Linked DNA regions of Homo sapiens: region 1 is linked to region 2. The links are chromatin loops, found by intact Hi-C in ENCODE. Cell type or tissue: IMR-90. All regions are shown on one strand. Links, peaks and the distances in the headings refer to the core of each region. The heading gives the core; the rest is flanking DNA.

What was found. A loop is a pair of places that touch in the nucleus more often than their neighbours do. Peaks named below come from ENCODE experiments on the same cell type or tissue, not always from the same donor. Only the 100,000 strongest peaks of a DNase experiment are listed, where the experiment ranks them.
Region 1: it touches region 2 in a loop (8-fold over the local background); 71 of 110 quality-filtered maps call a loop at or near these places.

What each region holds. Positions count from the first base shown.
Region 1 is chr12:66,403,495-66,413,251 of GRCh38, reverse strand. GRIP1 (glutamate receptor interacting protein 1) reads left to right here. Exons shown (of 25, transcript NM_001366722.1): 16 at 6,824-6,969. Among named protein-coding and RNA genes, the nearest start is that of HELB, 110 kb to the right of the region's middle. RefSeq lists an enhancer at 4,927-5,427. In IMR-90, for the core only: a CTCF peak has its summit at 3,776 (motif pointing right); DNase peaks (open chromatin) are centred at 3,811 and 7,591; H3K27ac peaks cover 185 bases.
Region 2 is chr12:66,274,594-66,284,350 of GRCh38, reverse strand. It overlaps the pseudogene PDCL3P7. Among named protein-coding and RNA genes, the nearest start is that of HELB, 23 kb to the left of the region's middle. In IMR-90, for the core only: a CTCF peak has its summit at 5,012 (motif pointing left); no DNase peak of the experiment used is centred there; H3K27me3 peaks cover 1,305 bases.

The DNA.
Region 1 (9,757 bases), core at 496-8,495, 130 kb before region 2:
GTTATGATTTCAGTTATTTTGCATTTGCTGAGGAATGTTTTACTTCCAATTATGTGATCAATTTTAGAGTAAGTGTCATGTGGCAATGAGAAGAATGTATATTCTGTCGTTTTGGGGTGGAGAGTTCTGTAGATATCTGTCAGGTCCACTTGATCCAGAGCTGAGTTCGAGTCCTGAATATCTTTGTTTATTTTCTGTCTCGATGATCTGTCTAATATTGTCAGCGGGGTGTTACAATATCCCACTGTCACTGTGTGGGAGTATAAGTTTCTTCATAGGTCTCTAAGAACTTGCTTTATGAATCTGGGTGCTCCTGTATTAGGGGCATATATATTTAGGATACTTAGCTCTTCTTGTTGAATTTAACATTTTTTTTCTATCTTTGTTGGTTTAAAGTATCTTTTGTCAGAAATTAGGAGTGCAGGCTCTGCTTTTGTCAGTTTTTCATTGCTTGGTAAATTTTACTCCATCACTTTATTTTGAGCCTATGTGTGTCACTGCATGTGAGATAGGTCTCTTGAAGACAGCATACCAATAGGTCTTGGCTCTCTCTTTATCCAGTTTGCCATTCTGTGTCTTTTAACTGGGGCATTTATCCTGTTTACATTTAAGTTTAGTGTTGATATGTGTTAATTTGATCATGTCATCATGATGCTAGTTGGTTATTTTGCAAACTTGTTTATGTGGTTGCTTCATAGTGTCACTGGTCTGTGCATTTCAGTGTGTTTTTGTAGCAGCTGGTAATGGTTTTTCCTTTCCATATTTAGCTCTTCTTTTAAGAGCTCTTGCAAGGTAGGCCTGATAGTGATGAATTCCCTCAGCATTTATATGTCCGAAAAGGATCTTATTTCTCCTTTGCTTATGAAGTTTAGTTTGGCCAGATATGAAATTCTGGGTTGGAAATTATTTTCTTTAAGAATGTTGAATATTGGCCCCCAAACTCTTCTGGCTTGTAGAGTTTCTGCTGAGAGGTCTGCTGTTGGTCTGATGGACTTCCCTTTGTAGGCGTCCTGGCTTTTCTTTCTGGCTATGCTTAACATTTTTTTCTTTCATTTCGACCTTGGAGAATCCAACGATTATGTGTCTTGGGGTTGATCTTCTCCTGTAGTATCTTATTGAGGTTCTCTGGATTTCCTAAATTTGAATGTTGGCCTGTCTTGCTAGGCTAGGGAAGTTCTCCTGGATTATATCCTGAAGTACATTTTCCAACTTAGTTCTGTTCTCCCCTTCTCCTTCAGGTACCCCAATCAGTCATAGATTTGGTCTTTTTACATAATCCCATATTTTTGGAGGTTTTGTTTATTCCTTTTTATTCTCTTTTCTCTATTCTTGTCTGCCTGTCTTATTTTAGAAAGATAGTCTTCAACTCTGAGATTCTTTGTTCCACTTAGTCTATTTGGCTATGGACACTTGTGATTGCGTTGTGAAGTTATCATGTTGTGTTTTTCAGCTCCATAAGGTCATTTATGTTTGTCACTAAACTGGCTATTCTGGTCATCAGCTCCTGTAATGTTTTATTATGATTCTTAGCTTATTTGAATTGGGTTAGAACATGCTCCTTTAGTTCAGTGAAGTTCATTATTACCCACCTTTTGAAGCCTACTTCTGCCAATTCAGTCATCTCAGCTTCAGCCCAGTTCTGTGCCCTTGCTGAAGAAGTGTCGCAGTTATTTGGAAGAGAAGAAGCACTCTGGCTTTTTGAGTTTTCAGCAGTTTTAAGTTGATTCTTTCTCATCTTTGTGAACTTATCTACCCTCAATCTTTGAGGTTGCTGATCTGTGAATGGAGTTTTTGTGGGGTCTTTTCGTTAATGATGTTACCGTTGTTGCTTTCTGCTTATTTGTTTTTCTTTTAACAGTCAGGCCCCCTTCTGTAGTGCCGTTGTGGTTTGCTGGGGGTCTACTCCAGACCCCAAGCCTGGATCCCTCCTGTGACAGCAAAGGCTACAAAACAGCAAAGATGGGAGCCTTCTCCTTCCTCTGGGAGCTCTGTCCCAGAGGGGCACTGACCTGATGCCGATCTGGAGACCTGGAGACCCCTGTTGGGAGGTCACACCCAGTCAGGAGGAACGGTATCAGGGACCCGCTTAAAAAAGCAGTCTGGCTGCCGCTTGACAGAGCAGGTGCACTGTGATTTGGGGAACCACCCTCATCCAGACCACCCAGACCCTCCAGAGCCAGCAGGCAGGAAAGGCTAAGTCAACTGAACAAGAGAGACCATGGCTTCCCCTCCTGCAAGGGGCTCCATCCCAAGAAGATCAGAGTTCTATTCATAAAACCCTGGCTTAGAGTGAATTTCTTAATCTTGGGTTTAATTTGATTGTGCTGTGGTCTTGAGAGACTGTTATGATTTCAGTTATTTTGCATTTGTAGTTGCTGAAATTCCTGCAGGTGGTCTATAAGGTTCTTGTACTTGAATATTGATATCTTTCTCTATGTTTGGGAAGTTCTCTGTTATTATCCCTTTGAATAAAATTTCTACCCCATCCCTCTCTCTACCTCGTCTTTAAGGCCGATAACTCTTAGATTTGGCCTTTTGAGGCTATTTTTTAGATCTTGTAGGTGTGCTTCATTGTTTGTCTGTTTGTTTGTTTGTTTGTTTGTTTGTTTTGAGACAGAGTCTCACTCTGATGCCCAGGCTGAGTGATGTGGTGCAATCTCGGCCCACTGTAACCTCTGCCTCCTGGGTTCAAGCGATTCTCCTGCCTCAGCCTCCCAAGTGGCTGGGATTACAGCTGCACACCACCATGCCCAGCTATTTTTTTTTTTTTTTTTGTATTTTTAGTAGAGACGGGCTTTCACCATGTTGGCCAGGCTTGTCTCGAACTCCTGACCTCAGGTGATCTGCCCACCTCGGCCTCCCAAAGTGCTGGGATTATAGGCGTGAGCCACCATGCCTGGCCCAGCTTTTTTTTTTCTTTCATCTTCTCTGGCTGTGTATTTTCAAATGTCCTGTCTCCAAGCTTACTAATTATCTCTTCTTTTTTTTTTTTTTTTTTTTTTGAGACGGAGTCTCGCTCTGTCGCCCAGGCGGGAGTGCAGTGGCGGGATCTCGGCTCACTGCAAGCTCCGCCTCCCGGGTTCACGCCATTCTCCTGCCTCAGCCTCCCAAGTAGCTGGGACTACAGGCGCCCGCCACTACGCCCGGCTAATTTTTTGTATTTTTAGTAGAGACGGGGTTTCACCGTTTTAGCCGGGATGGTCTCGATCTCCTGACCTCGTGATCCGCCCGCCTCGGCCTCCCAAAGTGCTGGGATTACAGGCGTGAGCCACCGCGCCCGGCCACTAATTATCTCTTCTGCTTCATCAATTCTGTTGTTAAGAGACTCTGATGCATTTTTTTAGTGTGTCAATTGCATTTTTCAACTCCAGAATTTCTGCTGGATTTTTTAAAATTATTTTAATCTCTTTGTTGAATTTATCTGATAGGATTCTGAATTTATGATCTGTATTATCACACACTCAAAACTTTATTGTTTACTCAAAACAGTAATTTAGAATTCTCTGTATGAAAGGCCATACATCTCTATTTCTCTGTGATTGGTCTTTCGTGCCTTATTTAGTTCACTTGGTGAGGTCGTGTTTTCTCAGATGGTCTTGATGCTCATGGATGTTCATTGGTGTCTGAGAATTGAATTGTTAAGTATTTATTATAGTCTTTGCAGTCTGGGCTTGTTTGTACCTGTCCTTCTTGGGAAGGCTTTCTAAGTATTCGAAGGGGCTTGGGTGTTGTGATCTAAGTTTTTGGTCACTTCACCTGTATCTCCATTAGGGGGCACCCCAAGTCCAGTAACACTATGGCTCTTGCAGACTCAAAAATACTGCCTTGGTGGTCTTGGGTAAGATCCAGAAGAATCATCTGGATTACTAGGCAGAGACTCTTGTTCTCTTCCTTTTCTTCCAAACAGATATAGTCTCTCTCTCAGTGCTGAGCTGCCTGAAGCTGAGGGGTGGTGGGGTGACACAAGCACCCCTTGGTCACCACCACTGAGACTATGCTGGTTCAGACCTGAAGCCAACGTGGTACTAGGTCTCAACTATGGCTGCCAGTAAACCCTTACTGGCTACCACTAGGCCATGTTCACTCAAGGACCAAAGGCTCTACAATCAGCAGGTGGCAAAGCCAGCCAGGGTAGTATCCTTCTTTTCAGGGCAGTGAGCTCCCCCTGGCCCCTTGCAGGTCTAAAGATGCCATCTAGGAGCCTGGTCCTAGAGTCAAAAACCTTAGGAATCTACCTGGTGCTCTATTCTACTATAGCTGAGCTGGCACCCAAGACACAAGACAAAGTCCTTCCCATCCTTTCCTCAAGGAGAGAAGTCTCTCCCCCTGGCCACCACTGCTCCAGGCCCATGGCAAGTACTGCCTGGCTATTGCTGATGTTCACTCAAGACCCAAAGGCTCTTCAGTCAGCTTGTGGCGAATGCTGCCAGGGCCGGGACTCTTCTTTCAAGGCGATGGGCTCCCCTCTGTCCCAGAGCAGGTCCACAAACGTCCAAGAGCTAAGGCCTAGAATCAGGGAACCCAAGAGCCCACTTGGTACTCTACCCTACTGTTGCAGAGCTGGTACCTAAGCTTCAAGATAAAGTCCTTTTTACTATTCCTCTGCTTTTCTCAAGCAGAAACAGCCTCTCCCCATAGCCACCACAGCTGGGAATGTGCTGGGTCACACCTGAAGCCAGCACAACTCAGAGTCTCACCTAAGGCCCACAGCAAGTACTACCTGACTACTGCTGCTGATTTTATTTTTTTATTATATTTAATTTTATTTATTTTTTGAGACAGAGTCTCATTCTGTTGCCCAGGCTGGAGTGCAGTGGTGCAATCGGCTCACTGCAACCTGCACCTCCCAGGTTCAAGTGATTCTCCTGCCTCAGCCTCCCGAATAGCTGGGATTACAGGCGTGCACCACCACGCCTGGCTAACTTTTGTATTTTTAGTACAGACCGAGTTTCACCATGCTGGCCAGGATGGTCTTGAACTCCTGGTCTCAAGTGATCCACCCACCTCGGCCTCCCAAAGTGCTGGGATTACAGGCATGAGCCACCGCGCCCAGCCATGCTGCTGATTATTCAGGGCCCGAGGGATATTTAGTCAGCAGGTGAAAAATGCTGCCAGGACTGGGTCCTTCCCTTCAAGGCAGCAGGTTCCCTTGCAGCCCTGGGTGTGTCTAGAAATGTTATCCCGGGGCAAAGACCTAGAAAAGGGGCCTTAGGACTCTGCCCGGTGCCCTGTCGTACTATGGCTGAGCTGATATCCAAGTTGCAAGACAAAGTCTTCTTTACTCTCCCCTCTTCTCTACTCAGTTAGAGTGAAGGACTCTCTCTGGGAGTTGTGAGCTGTGCTGTGTAGGGCTAGGGGAGGGGTGTTGCAAGCACTCACTTAGCCACCCCAGCTGGTTTCTCACTAGGTCACATGCCCCCCAAGTCTACTGGCTCTGAGCTCAGCACAGCATCAGGGCTTGTCCAGGAATTGCTGTCTTTGTGGCTTTAAACTGTCTTGAGTTTATTTAGTACCCAAGAACACTTTAGCGTGCAGCAGTGAGGCGTGTTGGAACTCAAGTTCTGACCACCGGAATGGGTGATTCCCCTCTGCCTAGGGCTGATCTAAATGTTCCCTCCGTGGATATCAGCTGACTTCTGCCCAGTGTTGCTTTCCGCTGTGACAGGGTAGCACTGAGTTTCAATGCAGTCTCTCCCTCACTGTGTTCTCCCTCCCACAAGTGCACAGTTTTTCTCTCCATGCCATGTGGCTGCTGCAGAAGGAATGGGGGAGGGGCCGGCATCATCAGTTCAAGACTTTCTTTCCTACCCTCTTCAGTGCCTCTTTCAATGATATGAAGTTAAAACCAGGTACTGTGATTGCTCATCTGATTTTTGGTTCTTATAAAGGTGCTTTTCTGTATGGATAGTTGTTAAATTTGGTGTTCCTGCAAGGAGGATGATCAGTGGAGGCTTTTATTCAGCCACCTTGCTCCGCCTCCCTCCTGTTACCATTTTCTAGCTACAGGCAGGAGGTGGGGAGGGTCCCCAGAGAGTCTGGGGCATGCATTTTTAGAGGGTAACTTAAAAGAAGGGAAGGGAGAATGGATGCTGGGAGACAATTAGCAGTCTCTGGCACAGATATAATGCATAAAAGGCTGTTCTTACAAATCTGTGTATATATACATATACACACATAGAAACATATACATACTACATTCACATTATTTTTTTTGTTGTTTCATTATGGACCTTAAAATTTTTTTCAACAGACCTACCCTGGTCCACAGCCAGTTTTAGAGTCTCAGTGGCCACTTTCCAAATAAGAAGCTATGGATTCATCTATAAATTTTCATGCTACTCTGGCCATAGTGAGTTTCCAGATGCAAGTGGAAGTAGCAGAGGTGCAAGCCTTAGGCTTCCACTAACTCTATTACACCTTGCCTTCTGTCATTCTCTTAATGCTCTCCTAGTATCTGGACTACCAAGGATCAAAAGTAATACAACAATATGGAGAAAGACAAGGATACCTGGGTCTATGCAGACCCTCGCCCATTACCTCCCTTCCTAGGAATTGTATGCTTCCTGAGTGACACATATGTTCTTGTTTAATTGAAAAAAGTATAAGAAAAAATGTTTTTAATACTCTGCAATTTAATATCATGGCAGGCAACCCAAATAAGACTAGAAGAAGGGAGGGAGTTGTCAATGAAGTACAATTTAAAAACAGTTGAACCTCTTTTCCTCTAAAGACTACCATAATGCTGCATTATGCTTAATGCCTCTTTAAATGGCCTAGTTAAGTGCTCATCATTAGTCATGTGTTACTTTGCATTCACTAACAGAACTGGGACCCTGGAACTTGGGGATAAATTGCTCGCAATAGATAATATCCGGCTGGACAACTGTTCCATGGAAGATGCAGTTCAGATCCTCCAGCAATGTGAAGACCTGGTGAAGCTCAAAATCCGCAAAGATGAAGATAATTCAGGTATTGAGAGCATCCTTAGTTAAAACTGATTTTTCGAACTGCCCATCTGTCACCAAAGATATTAGATCTTGATGTTTTACATACAACAGCTGGCTAGTGATGTGGCAGCAGTGTTTCACAGCTAAAAGAGTCTTTAAATTTTGTGCTGAGAGTGTAGTACAAATTTTAAATAATGGTGCTTGTAAATGATATCATTAAGATATTTTCATTATAGAAAACATATTATAATTGCATGAAAATAATTTTTAAAGATGAAATCTAAATCATCATCTAATACAGTGAAACTGGTAGTTTTCTAGTTTTTATTGGTATTCATATGGCATAACTATAACCAAGTGAATGTTGCATTTTTTTACCTAATTTTACATTGTAAACATTTGATCGTTTTATAAACTCTTAATATCTATCATTTTTATTGACTGCCTGTGATTTACCTTTCTTCTCTTCTTAAATCACTATATTGCTTCCAATTGTTTCATTATTGTAAATAGTACTCTTATAGACATCTTTATGCATAGATATCTTTATCCAGCTTTTTTTTTCTTTTGAAATAAGAAAATATTCCTAGAAGCAGGATGGCTGAGTAAGAATACAAAGGAAATGTCTATGATTCCTGATGAGTCAGTCATGCCCCATGTTGCTTTTCAAAAGGGCTATACACATTTTTTAGGCCCTCCAATCAAACTTAGGAGGGCATAGAATCATATCTGAAGAGCTTGTTAAAACACAGATCCTGGCACCACCCCAGGTGGGACCTGAGATTCTGGATTCCTAATAAACACCCAGATGCTGCCACAGCTGTGGTGCAAGGAGCACACTTTGGGTAGCCCTGAAATAAGAGACATCTTATCTGATTATGATAAGAATATAGAGCCAATTGAAAAGTGTCCATTCACCAAAAGAGTCAGCTAATGTGGGGAATTACAGAATGTGATATGGATCCATAAAGTAAACGTTTAATTTACAATTTTGCCAATCTCGTGGGTAAAGTCAAGGCCTTTCCTATTAATATGGTTCTGCTGATTATACTTACAAGTCTTTTTGTTTGTTTGCCTAAACCGTATCCACAATATATATTTTATGATTTCCAGTTTTATTTTGGTTTGGTTTGGTTTTTAATGCAGTGAGACTTTAAAGAATTTATAGCAATCTGAATTCTTCCTCCACCTAGATTTTGGTTTTCCCCAATGTTGTAGAGTTTTTCCATTAGGTAATTAACAGTAGATGTTTTGTTTGTTTGTTTCTTGTTTTGTGTGGCACACCCAGGCTGGAGTGTGCCATGGAGTGCAGTGGCGCCAACTCTGCTCACTGCAACCTCCACCTCCCAGGTTCAAGCAATTCTTGTGCCTCAGCCTCCTGAGTAGCTGGAACTACTGGTGTGTGTCACCTTTCCTGGCTAATTGTTGTATTTTTAGTAGAGATGGAGTTTTGCCATGTTGGCCAGGCTGGTCTCAAACTCCTGACCTCAAGTGATCTGCCCACCTCGGCCTCCCAAAGTGCTGGGATTACAGGTGTGAGCCACTGCGCCTGGCCATAGATTTTTGCCTAACGAACCCTTATTGAATCTTTCCAAACCATTGGATTTTGTTTTCATAGAACAACTACATTCATATTTCATAGGTTATATAAGATTAATTAAATTACATAGTTAAAATAACAAGTACAGCTGGCATAAACGGGTTTAGGAATAAATATAATTGCCTCTAGATTTTGAAGTTTACAACTCAAGCAGGAGCAGGAGCAGAAGCCCAGAGGGGCAACATAAAGAAACCTATTGCTCTGGAGCATGCCATGGCATTGGTCTGTACATTTTATGGTGGAAGACGAACAGCCACAATTAATTCAGTAAATTGGTTAAGTGGAGATTGGTTAAGAGAACGTCTACTGTATATAATTTCATTGCAACCAATAATGAAGTTGTGGCAATGTTCTGGGATTTTGTTAATCAGGTCATCTAGATCTAGAGTTCACGGTTATGTCAGGCTATGTGTTTATGATTCCTTTTCCAAGTAAAAAAAAATCTATAGTTGCATCCATCAGTACAATTGATAATAATGATTATATCCAAATATATTTTATAACCAATGTTTAAAAATATGCACAGGTTTGCACTCATTATTTCTTAAGCAACTGATTTTCTGTGCCAACATTTGCATTTCTCTCCTTACAAGCCTGCTTCAGTTGCACTTTCTTTTGGGGATTGATTTCAAAATAGAGAGGAAGCCTTTAGCATCAGCCTGGGTTCTGTCCTAGTGAAGAGGCAAAGCCCTGTGGAGAAACCTGTTTTGCATGATTTGCCCTGCTCAGCAGATGTCAGCTACCTTCCTTGCAAAGTGAAAAAGCCAAGCCAGAGATGAATATGTATAGTGTGCACAGCTGGCAATGCACCCAGTTTCAAAGCCAGGCTGTGTCTACCAGTTGGCAGGAGTTTCTGAAACAACTGAGCACTTGGAGAGCTAGATCTTATTTTCAGTTACTGATTTCCTTTGCCTCATTTTCCCCCTTTATACCCTTCCCCTACAATCTCTATGTATACTATTATGATGGTTATTGTGCTTATTAAATATGTTTTAATTTTAAGAGGCTCTGTTTTTAAAATCCTAAACCTTCCATTGAAAAACATACAACCACCCAAAATAAGACTATAAATATTGGCATGAGAGATATGCTTACCCAAACCAGATTTTCTCATATTGATATACAGAAATATATACTCATTCAGACATGGTTTTATAAAAGATCACTCTTTGAAAATTATTCAGTTATTGATTTGGAAGAATTTATATGA
Region 2 (9,757 bases), core at 868-8,867:
GTCTCAAACAAACACTGTGTCTTTTCTTGGGGACTCAGGGAAATTTGCCCATTCTCAAGGCTGCAGGAAAAGTGATAGAGCCACCTCAAGGCATCTTGCCATTAGCACGTCATCCAGCCATCCACAGCCTGAGTTCTCTTGCACCACAGTGCTACAGGGAACTCTCCTGAGGCTGTTGCCTTCCAGCATCCCAGACAGAAAGCAGGCTACAAGTCCTCCCTTCTCAAATCCTCAGACTTTTCTGAGGGCCACCCTCCCACCCTGTCTTGGAGTTAAGATCATGAAGGTGAGCTCTGCCTTCCTTCTAGGAAGTCCGGCCAATGACTAACTCACCTGCTTCCTTTCCTTCTCTTCTTCCACCCCTATCTGGCACTAAAAAGACTGTTTTCTAGTGTTGGAACATTGTGTAAGGGGCACTGCAGAGTGGTGGGGGAGCTTGGTCAGCAGGCTTTCTCATATCTTTCTGCACTGATTTTTTTCAAACAAAAGCCAAGAATTTGATATTTAACATCAGCTGCCTGGTCTGTGGAAGGGAAGTAGTTCTCAGGGCACTGAATGAGTGAAGAAAGTCAATGAATTGGAAAGTGCAGAAAGCTCACTGGTTAAAACTTCTCATATTATCATGCCCAATGTCTATACTCATTTAGCCCTTCTGACCTTGGCATCTAGCTTGCTTCCTATGACCTCATCAGTCCACTTTTATTCATTCGAGTATTTGCTGATCACCTGCTATGTCTCAGGCACTGTGCTAGATGTAGAGTTGCAGATGGACAAAGCATGGTCCTTGCCCTCAAGAAGGAGCTCGTAGTCTAATGGGGAAGCAGCCTTGTAAACAACAAGTGCAAGGAAGTGTTAGAGGCACTAGGTTAGGTTACAGATAGACAATGCTTTCTATTAGCTGAATCTGTAGAAACTGAGTCAGCTGACAAGGTAGAGGAAAGAGCTTTCCAAATAGAGGGAATAGCAGATACAGAGAAAGAAGAAGCGAGCATGATTTTAGCAGCTACAAGGAGCTGGGGAGAGGAAGGTGGAAAGTCAGGCAGCACCTGGATTATGGAGGCTCTCAAATGCCATACTAAGGGGTATTAACTTTGTACTATAGACCAGTGGATTTTAAACTCAGGATCCATGGACCTTTGAGACCATGGAAGAGCTTCATGTGGGTCTATGATTTCCCCCAGATACTGCATATAAAATTTATAAGAATTAGGTATGGATTTTTCTGAGGTCTGCAGTATTTATTAGGGGATGGAGGCTCTACAGAAGATAAAAACCGCTGGATTAGAAAATGGGAGGCCACAGGAAAGGAACAGAGTAGAAAACAGTCATTAAGAGCGTAAGCTCTGGAGTTGGAATATCAGAGGTGCTTAACCAATTTCCTACTCTGCAAAAGGGTGACCATGATAGTACCTCATGGGGCTCTTTGAAGGATTAAATGGGATAAATATGTCATGGTAACTGACACATAGTGAGTTCTCAAACCGTGATTATAATGATCAACATCATCATGTCATTACATCTGTAGGATGATTACTCTGGCCACAGAGTGGAGTGAGGAAGACTACTTAGGAAACACTTGCAATAGTCCATGTAAGAGAAAATGAGAGGCTACACAGAAATTGCAAACTGGCAGCCCAAGGACACAATCTAGCCCACAGGCATTATGTATGTGTGTTGGAGGTAGGGACAGTGTATGTTTACTTCCTATTCAATATATAAGTTATTTAAAAAATTGAACTACTTGCCCCACTTAAAAAGATTTCACGTTAAAAATGTAGGTTTCTTTTAAATTTAAAATATCTGGGAATACTGGGCCTTTGTTCTCGCAGGAGAGAGTCTGTTTAAACTAAGTACTCTGTGCTCCCTTTAAATAAGGTCTATTGTCTCTAATTGGTCCTAGTCATAACTGTTCCCTGTTAATGACACATGTCCTGTCTTACTTGTTTTCTGTGAATCTATGACTACAGGCCTAAACTAAAGCAAAGGTTTTAGGATGTTGAGGAGGTGATGGGTTCAAGGAATGTTAAACAACAGAGTTGAGAGGGTTTGATGGCCAACTGGATAACGGGGATAGGGACAAGGTAATTTGAATGGATCACAATGTCACTATCTAAGACATAAAATACAGGAAGGGCAACTAGTTTGGAGGAAAGATGGGCAAGATCATAGCTCGGAGGTAGACAGCTTAAGATGTCTGTGGAACATATGGAAAGAGATATCTAGATAACAGTTGAATATATAGATCTTAGGGAAATGATCAGAACTAAAGACAAAGATTTTCGAGTCAAAGATGTAGTTTTTACAGTAACTAAAACAATAATAATTGATGAGATTGTGCAGGGAGAATGAGAAAGGGTGTGAACTCTAAGGAACATTCCTTTTTAAGGGTAGAATAGGGGAAGACACTAGCAAAGAAGACAGAAGGAACATTCAGGAGGAGCAGGGTACAGCCTGGAGGGGAAAAGGTCATAGAAGTCAAGGACCTAAAGAGTTTCCAGGAGAAAATGGTCACTAGCTGATATAGTTTGGCTGTGTCCCCACCCAAATCTCATCTTGAATTGTAGCTCCCATAATCCCCATGTGTCATGGGAGGAACCCCATGGGAGGTAACTGAATAATGGGGGTGGGTTTTTCCCGTGCTGTTCTCACGACAGTGAATAAGTCTCACGAGATCTGATGGTTTTATAAAGGGCAGTTCCCCTGCACATGCTCTCTTGCCTGCTGCCATGTAAGACATGCCTTTGCTCCTTCTTCATCTTCCACCATGATTGTGAGGCCTCCCCAGCCATTTGGAACTGTGAGTCCATTTAACCTGTTTTTCTTTATAAACTACCCAGTCTCAGATATTTCTTCATAGCAGTATGAAAATGGACTAATACACTAGCCAAATGTCACAGAAGGTCATATTTAGACCTTCAGAACCTAATCTGAGACATATATTAAAAAGAATCGGATTCACATCCCAGTCCTATCACAAGCTTAGCATGAGACCTTATGCAAGTCCTTTCAATTCTGGGCTCAGACACCACATCCATAAATGAGGAGGTTGGACCAGGAGATTGATAAACTAAGGTCTTTCAAGTGTTAACATTTTAGGATTCTTAGAAACCTGCCCTCCTCGCCAGTTATCACCATTCATTCTTCCTGCAGCCATGCTGCTGCAAATGTGTCTGTGTGTGTTTCTTTTTTCTTTCTGTCTTTTCTTTTTAATTCTTCTTCTTCATTTTTTTTTTTTTTTTTTTTTTTTTTTTTTGAGACAAGGTCTCATCCTGTTGCCCAGGCTGGAGTGCAGTGGCATAATTACAGCTCACTGCAACCTTGACTTCCCAGGCTCAGGTGATCCTCTATGTCAGCCTCCCAACTAGCTGAGACTACAAGTGTGCACCACCATGACCAACTAATTTTTTATTTTTTGTATTTTTTTCAACATGTTGCCCAGAATGGTCTCAAACTCCTGACCTCAAGTGATCCACCCACCTTGGCCTCCCAAGTGCTGGGATTACAGGTGAAAGCCACCATGTCTGGCTTCTGTTTGTGTTTCTGTGGCTTCTATACACAGCATGTGACTGAGGTTAGACTCTGTCAGCTCAGCTTGCATCCAAAAAGGAAGCAGCCAAGCGTGCTCTGAAAGAGGAAGGAATTTTAAAAAATGCCCTAGTGATAACTTTCCCAATTTCATAGACCAACTGCAACACACTCATGACTTTTCTCACCCTGAGGTGGCTTCCAAAGGAATTCATAGGAATTCCCATGATTTATGAAGGGACCAGTTGTTTTCTGGCAACCTGGATTAATGTGCTTCTAAGACATAGGATCTTCCCTTTGGTTTCTAATAAATTTATTAACTAGATTATGAGTTACTTAATGGTGAAGCCTTTCTTCGACGCAGTAGGTACTCAGTAAATGGGCATTGAAATAAATTTATGTCTCACATTATTCAACGTTCATGTTTATCCATTGGATTAAGAATGGAGGCCTCCAATTAATTAAAGTCCATTTAAGAAGTGGAATTGCAGGAGGTCTCTAACAAGAGCCTGAAGGGAGAGAAAGTGTTATTGAAAATTATGTGGAAATGGTAGATTCTGGAATGGAATAGAATTGTTACATAAGTTAAAAGACCCCAAGATCAAGGAAAGGAAGTTGGGTTGGGCACAGTGGCTCACATCTGTACTCCCAGCTCTTTGAGAGGTTGAGAAGGGAGGATCACTGGAAGTTAAGAGTACAGGACCATGCTGGGCAACATAGGGAAACCCTATCTCAACAAAAAAAAAATTTTAAAAATAAGCCAGGAACGGTAGCATGCACCTGTAGACCCAGTTGGTTGCACCACTGCACTCCAGCCTGGGGGACAGAGTGAGACCCTGTTTTTTTTGTTGTTGTTGTTTTGCTTTATTTTTTAAAAAAGGAAGGAAGATTGATACAAGTTATAACTGAAGTTATAACAGTCAGAGTGTGGAATTAAACAATTATTACTCAATCTATGATTTTGCCCAGCCTCTTTCCTCTGTTTTCATCTGTTGTATTGTTTGCATGAAGGATCGTATCTTATATAGGAAATAAGAGAGGAAGGATATGTCACCCTGATCACTCCAGGGTCCACTGCAAAGTCTTTTTCACCAGGGCAGCCTTTGATATTGGCTGAACTTTAGTCAGCCAGTTTCCTGTGTGATGAGCACTCATGTTTGATTTTTGTAAGCTCGCCACACACCTTCCCTATCAATTTCCTTCCAATATATTTCTGATAAGGACCATTGCCACTTCTTGAGTATCAGGTTCAGGTGCAGTAGTACTTGTCAGAGTTGCAGGTAAAATATAAGACACTCAGATGATTTGAATTTCAAATAACAATGAATAATTTTTAATATAAGTGTGGCCCAGAGCATCCTGTATTTTTATTTGCTAAATCTAGCACCCTATGTTTTGTATTTCATGTCTCTGTTTTTGATGTTTCCTTCTTTGACTTGGTTCCAACACTTCATTTAGCCCCTCCAGAGCCAGTGCTTTTCCACCTCTGCTGTCCTCTGCTGGTCATGGTTGGTCACTGGTGCTGGAGGGAAAAACCCAACAGCTTGGGCTTAAAATAATGTTGAAGGAATATGGATAAAGCATGCGCATCCAGCAAACATTCACTGGGCATAGTCCATGTTCCAGGTTATGTGATGAGCTAGTGAACATTCCATGTCCTCAAGAAGCTCCCAGGCTAGAAGACAAGAGAGACTTGTACGGCACATATACTGGACTGGAAGTCAGAAGTCCCAGGAAAAAACATTCTGGTCTAAAATCTTTCACAAACAAGCTATGCAACGTTGAAGTCACTTAAGTTTTTGGGATTTCTAGCCTGTCATCAAAATAAAGGATGGATGTCAGGAAGAAAAAAAAAATAGTATTGGAAAAATACAGCAGAATTTATCTTGGAGAGGTAGGTTTGGGAAGAGTGAAATAGCCCAGATAGAGTTCCCAAAGTTATGGAAGTACTCCCAAAGTCATGGAGAGGCAAGGAGGTGATGGACAGAGGGTTAAGCAACTAACAGGAGTGCTGGTGGTTTATAGGTGACAACTGGCTGTGGAAACATCCTCCTTGGAACACTCAGAAATAGCTGGGACATGATTGTATTTCCTGCAATTACACACCATATGTTCCTGAGATATTTTGTTTAGGGGGACCACAGAAGGCTGGAGAATTTCGTGACTCTTGAAGATCCTATGAAATGAAGTTGTTGCTAATCTTTGAGATCCCATGCAGCTCTAATAGTCCATGGCCCTACTATGTATTATGACAGAAATAGAAATGACATACTAAATGAGACCTGAGAAAGGCATGATCCATGTCAACTGCTGGAGTCATGAAGAAACCTCATGACCTATCTGTGGCACCAGTCCCTCCAACAGAGTTCATTAGCACCTTGAATGGTACTCTCCTCCACCTGATTGCTCAGGCTAGAATCTTAGAGGCAACCTCAACTCCTGCCTCTCTCTTCCCCACCTGCCCTTTGATTCCTTCATAGAATTTATAGTTCTACAAATTCTACCTCTGAAAAATATGCTTGTTCTGCCCACTTCCCTCCATCTCCTGGACTATCCCAGTTTAGGCTGCCATGGCTTCTTCCCGAACAGCCTCCTAAAAGGTCTTGCCGATTCCCTTCTCGTGCTTTTCTGACCCATTCTCCACAATGCACGTAAGAGTCATCCTAAAAATTTATCCCATCAATGGCTTCTCATGGCCCGTAGCAGAAAACATGATGAAAAAGTCCTTTCTGAGCTGGCTTGTGCATAACTCCTGAGTTTCTCTTCTCTCTGGCCACTGCCCTCTTTCACATCATGCTAAGCTCCAGCTCTACTGACCTGGTGTGGATTATCTCATATGTCAGGTTCTCTCTTGCCTTCAGGTCTTTTACAGGTACAAATTTCTCTAAGGACCCTTCCCTAATCCCTCTAGAGGAAAAGTTTTTCATTCTGTAGAGACACTTATCCTAATGATAAGAATGATGATAAAAATTATAGTGCCCACTGCAAGCCAGGTACTACTCTGAGCTCTTCATATGTAATAACAGATAAATGCTCCTATAACATAGTTTTCCTATCAAAGTTCTCATAACATTTCATTTAAATTGCTTTCTTGATTATCTAATCCCATTATTATAATGTAGAGAAGACAGGGATTCTCTGTCTTGCCCACCTTTGTAGCAACAACACCTAGCACAGATGAGTATTATTTAAGCTCTCCTTAAAAATGAATAAAACTTTATTTATTTATTTATTTATTTATTTATTTATTTATTTATTTATGTATTTTTGAGATGGCATCTCACTCTGTTGCTCAGGCTGGAGTGCAGTGGTGCGATCTTCGCTCACTGCATCCTGTACCTCCTGGGTTCAAGCGAATCTCCTGCCTCAGCCTCCAGAGTAGCTGGGACTACAGGTGTGCACCACCACACCCGGCCAATGAATACGACTTTAAAATGTGAAAACAGAAGTGTTTCTAGTTAGAGTCAGAGTTGGAAATGGACAGAATGTATTTAGAGAGAGGAAAATAATTTACTGTGGCTAAAACAGATGGTACACATAGGAGATAAGCCTGGAATATTATATGGGAGGCCAATCAGGAAGGCCCACTCCTAAGGGGTTTTGATCAACAGAAACTCTTAATTTTTTTTCTTTTATTTTCGGTAGAGATGGGGGTCTTGCTATGTTGCCCAGGCTGGTCTAGAACTTGTGGACTCAAGTGATTCTCCTGCCTCAGCCTCCCAAAGTGCTGGGATCACAGGCTACTGTACCCAGTGAAACTCTTAATTTTAATGCACTCAACTTTATCAGTTTATATTATCTAAAAGTCACCATCAAAAGAGTGAAAGGCAAGCCACAGAGCAGATATTTGCTGCACATAAAACCAATATGGGCCTTATAACCAGAATATACAAAGTACTTCTATAATTGGATATTCACGTGCAAAAAAACAAAGTTGAACACATATCAAAACATATACAAAAATTAACTCAAAATGGATCATAGACCTAAAAGTAAGAACTGAAAAAATTAAACTCAGAAAAAATCAGAGTCACTCTTAGATTAAGCACTGGTTGCTTTCATATATCAAAAATATAAATAACAAAAGAAAAATGGAGAAATTAGACTTAATCAAAATTTAGAACTTTTGTACTTCAATAGACATCAAGAAAATGAAGACAACTCATTGAAAACAAGATGTAGGGCCCCAACACAGACACTGAGTGGAATGACATCCTACGCAAAAAGGGCATCTTGCCCCCCAAGGAAAGTCTGAAAGAATTGGAAAACAAGGAAGAAGAGGAACAGCGCATCCTCCAGCAGTCAGTGGTGAAAATGTATGAAGATATGACTTTGGAAGAGCTGGAGGATCATGAAGACAAATTTAATGAGGAGGATGAACATGCTATTGAAATGTACAGACAGCAGAGACTATCTGAGTGGAAAGCAACTAAACTGAAGAATAAATCTGGAGAAGTTTTGGAGATCTCAGGAAAGGATTATGTTCAAGAAGTTACCAAAGCTGGTGAGAGTTTGCGGGTAATCTTGCACCTTTAAAAACAAGGAATTTCCCCTCTGTGCCCTGATAAATCAGCACCTCGGTGGACTTGCCAGGAAGTTTCCTGGTGTCAAATTTATCAAAGCCATTTCAACAACCTGCATACCCAATTAACCTGTTAGGAATCTGCCCATGATATTTGTTTACCTGGAAGGAGATATCAAGGCTCAGTTTATCAGTCCTCTGGTGTTTGGCGGCATGAACCTGTCGAGAGATGAGTTGGAGTGGAAACTGAATCTAGAGCAACTAAGATAGACCTGGAGGCAAACCCTAAGAAACTGATTGAAGACATGTTGCTGTCCTCAGTGAGGTGCTCTGTCCCCAGGAGGAAGGACAGCAATTCTGAGGGTGACTGAGGCTGCAGCTGCTGTAACTTCCCAAACTTTCTTGTGACAAATGGTCTGGATTTTTTTAAAAAGGAAAAAGCAAGAAGGAATGCTTTTGGTTTTTAGTTTTGTATAAATTATGTTTCATATCTTTTTATTTCAGAAATAATCATTGCTGGAAATGCTGTTAAATTTTTTGGAACTCTTCTTAAAAATTATAGCATTTCCTTTTTTAAAAAAATTAAAACCAGTTATTGGTATGGCACAAAAAGAAAAGAAAGAAAATGAAGACAACTCATAAATATATTTTGTAAATTATGTATCAGATAAGAGACTAGTATTCAGAATATATAAAAAACTGTTACAACTAAACAATAAAAAGATAAACAACTCAATTTTTAAATGGCAAAGGATTTGAATAGGCATTTTTCCAAAGATGAAATACAAATGAACAACAGTCATATAAAAAGATGTTCAATGTCATTCATCAGGGAAATGTAAATCAAAACTACAAGATACCATTTCACACCCAAAAGTTGACTATACTTAAAAAAAAAAAACAGAAAATAACAAATATTGGCAAGGATGTAGAGAAATTGGAACCCTTATACGTTGCTGATGGGGTTGCAAAAGGGTGCAACTGCTTTGAAAATAGTTAAGCAATTTCTCAAAATGTTAAATTTAGGGTTACCGTATGACTCAGCAATCCCACTCTGAGTTATATACCCAAGATAACTGAAAACATATCCATACAAAAACCTGTACATGAATGTTCATAGCAGTATTATTCATAATAGCCAAAATCTTTCACAAACAAGCTATGCAATGTTGAAGTCCCTGCAAACACCCCAAATACCCATCAACTGATAAGTAGATAAAGTGTTATATCCATACAATGGAATATTATTCAGCAATAAAAAGGAATGAAGTATTGATACATGCTACAACATGGATGAACTTTGAAAACATATTATGTGAAAGAAGACAGTCACAAAAGACCACATATTGTATTAAACATTTATTTGAAACATCCAGAATAGGCAAATCTCTAGAGACAGGTAGTAGGTTAGTAGTTGGCTAGGGCTGAGGAGTGGGTATGGGGTAATACAAATAAAATAAAAATAAAAATTGATGGCTAGGCGCAGTGGCTCACGCCTGTAATCCCAACACTTTGGAAGGCCGAGGCAGGCTGATCACTTGAGGTCAGGAGTTCGAGACCGGCCTGGCCAACATGGTGAAACCCTATCTCTACTAAAAATACAAAAAGTAGCTGGGTGTGGTGGCAGGCACCTGTAATCCCAGCTGCTCTGGAGGCTGAGGCAGGAGAATTGCTTGGCGGCATGCAGAGGCTGCAGTGAGCCAATACTGT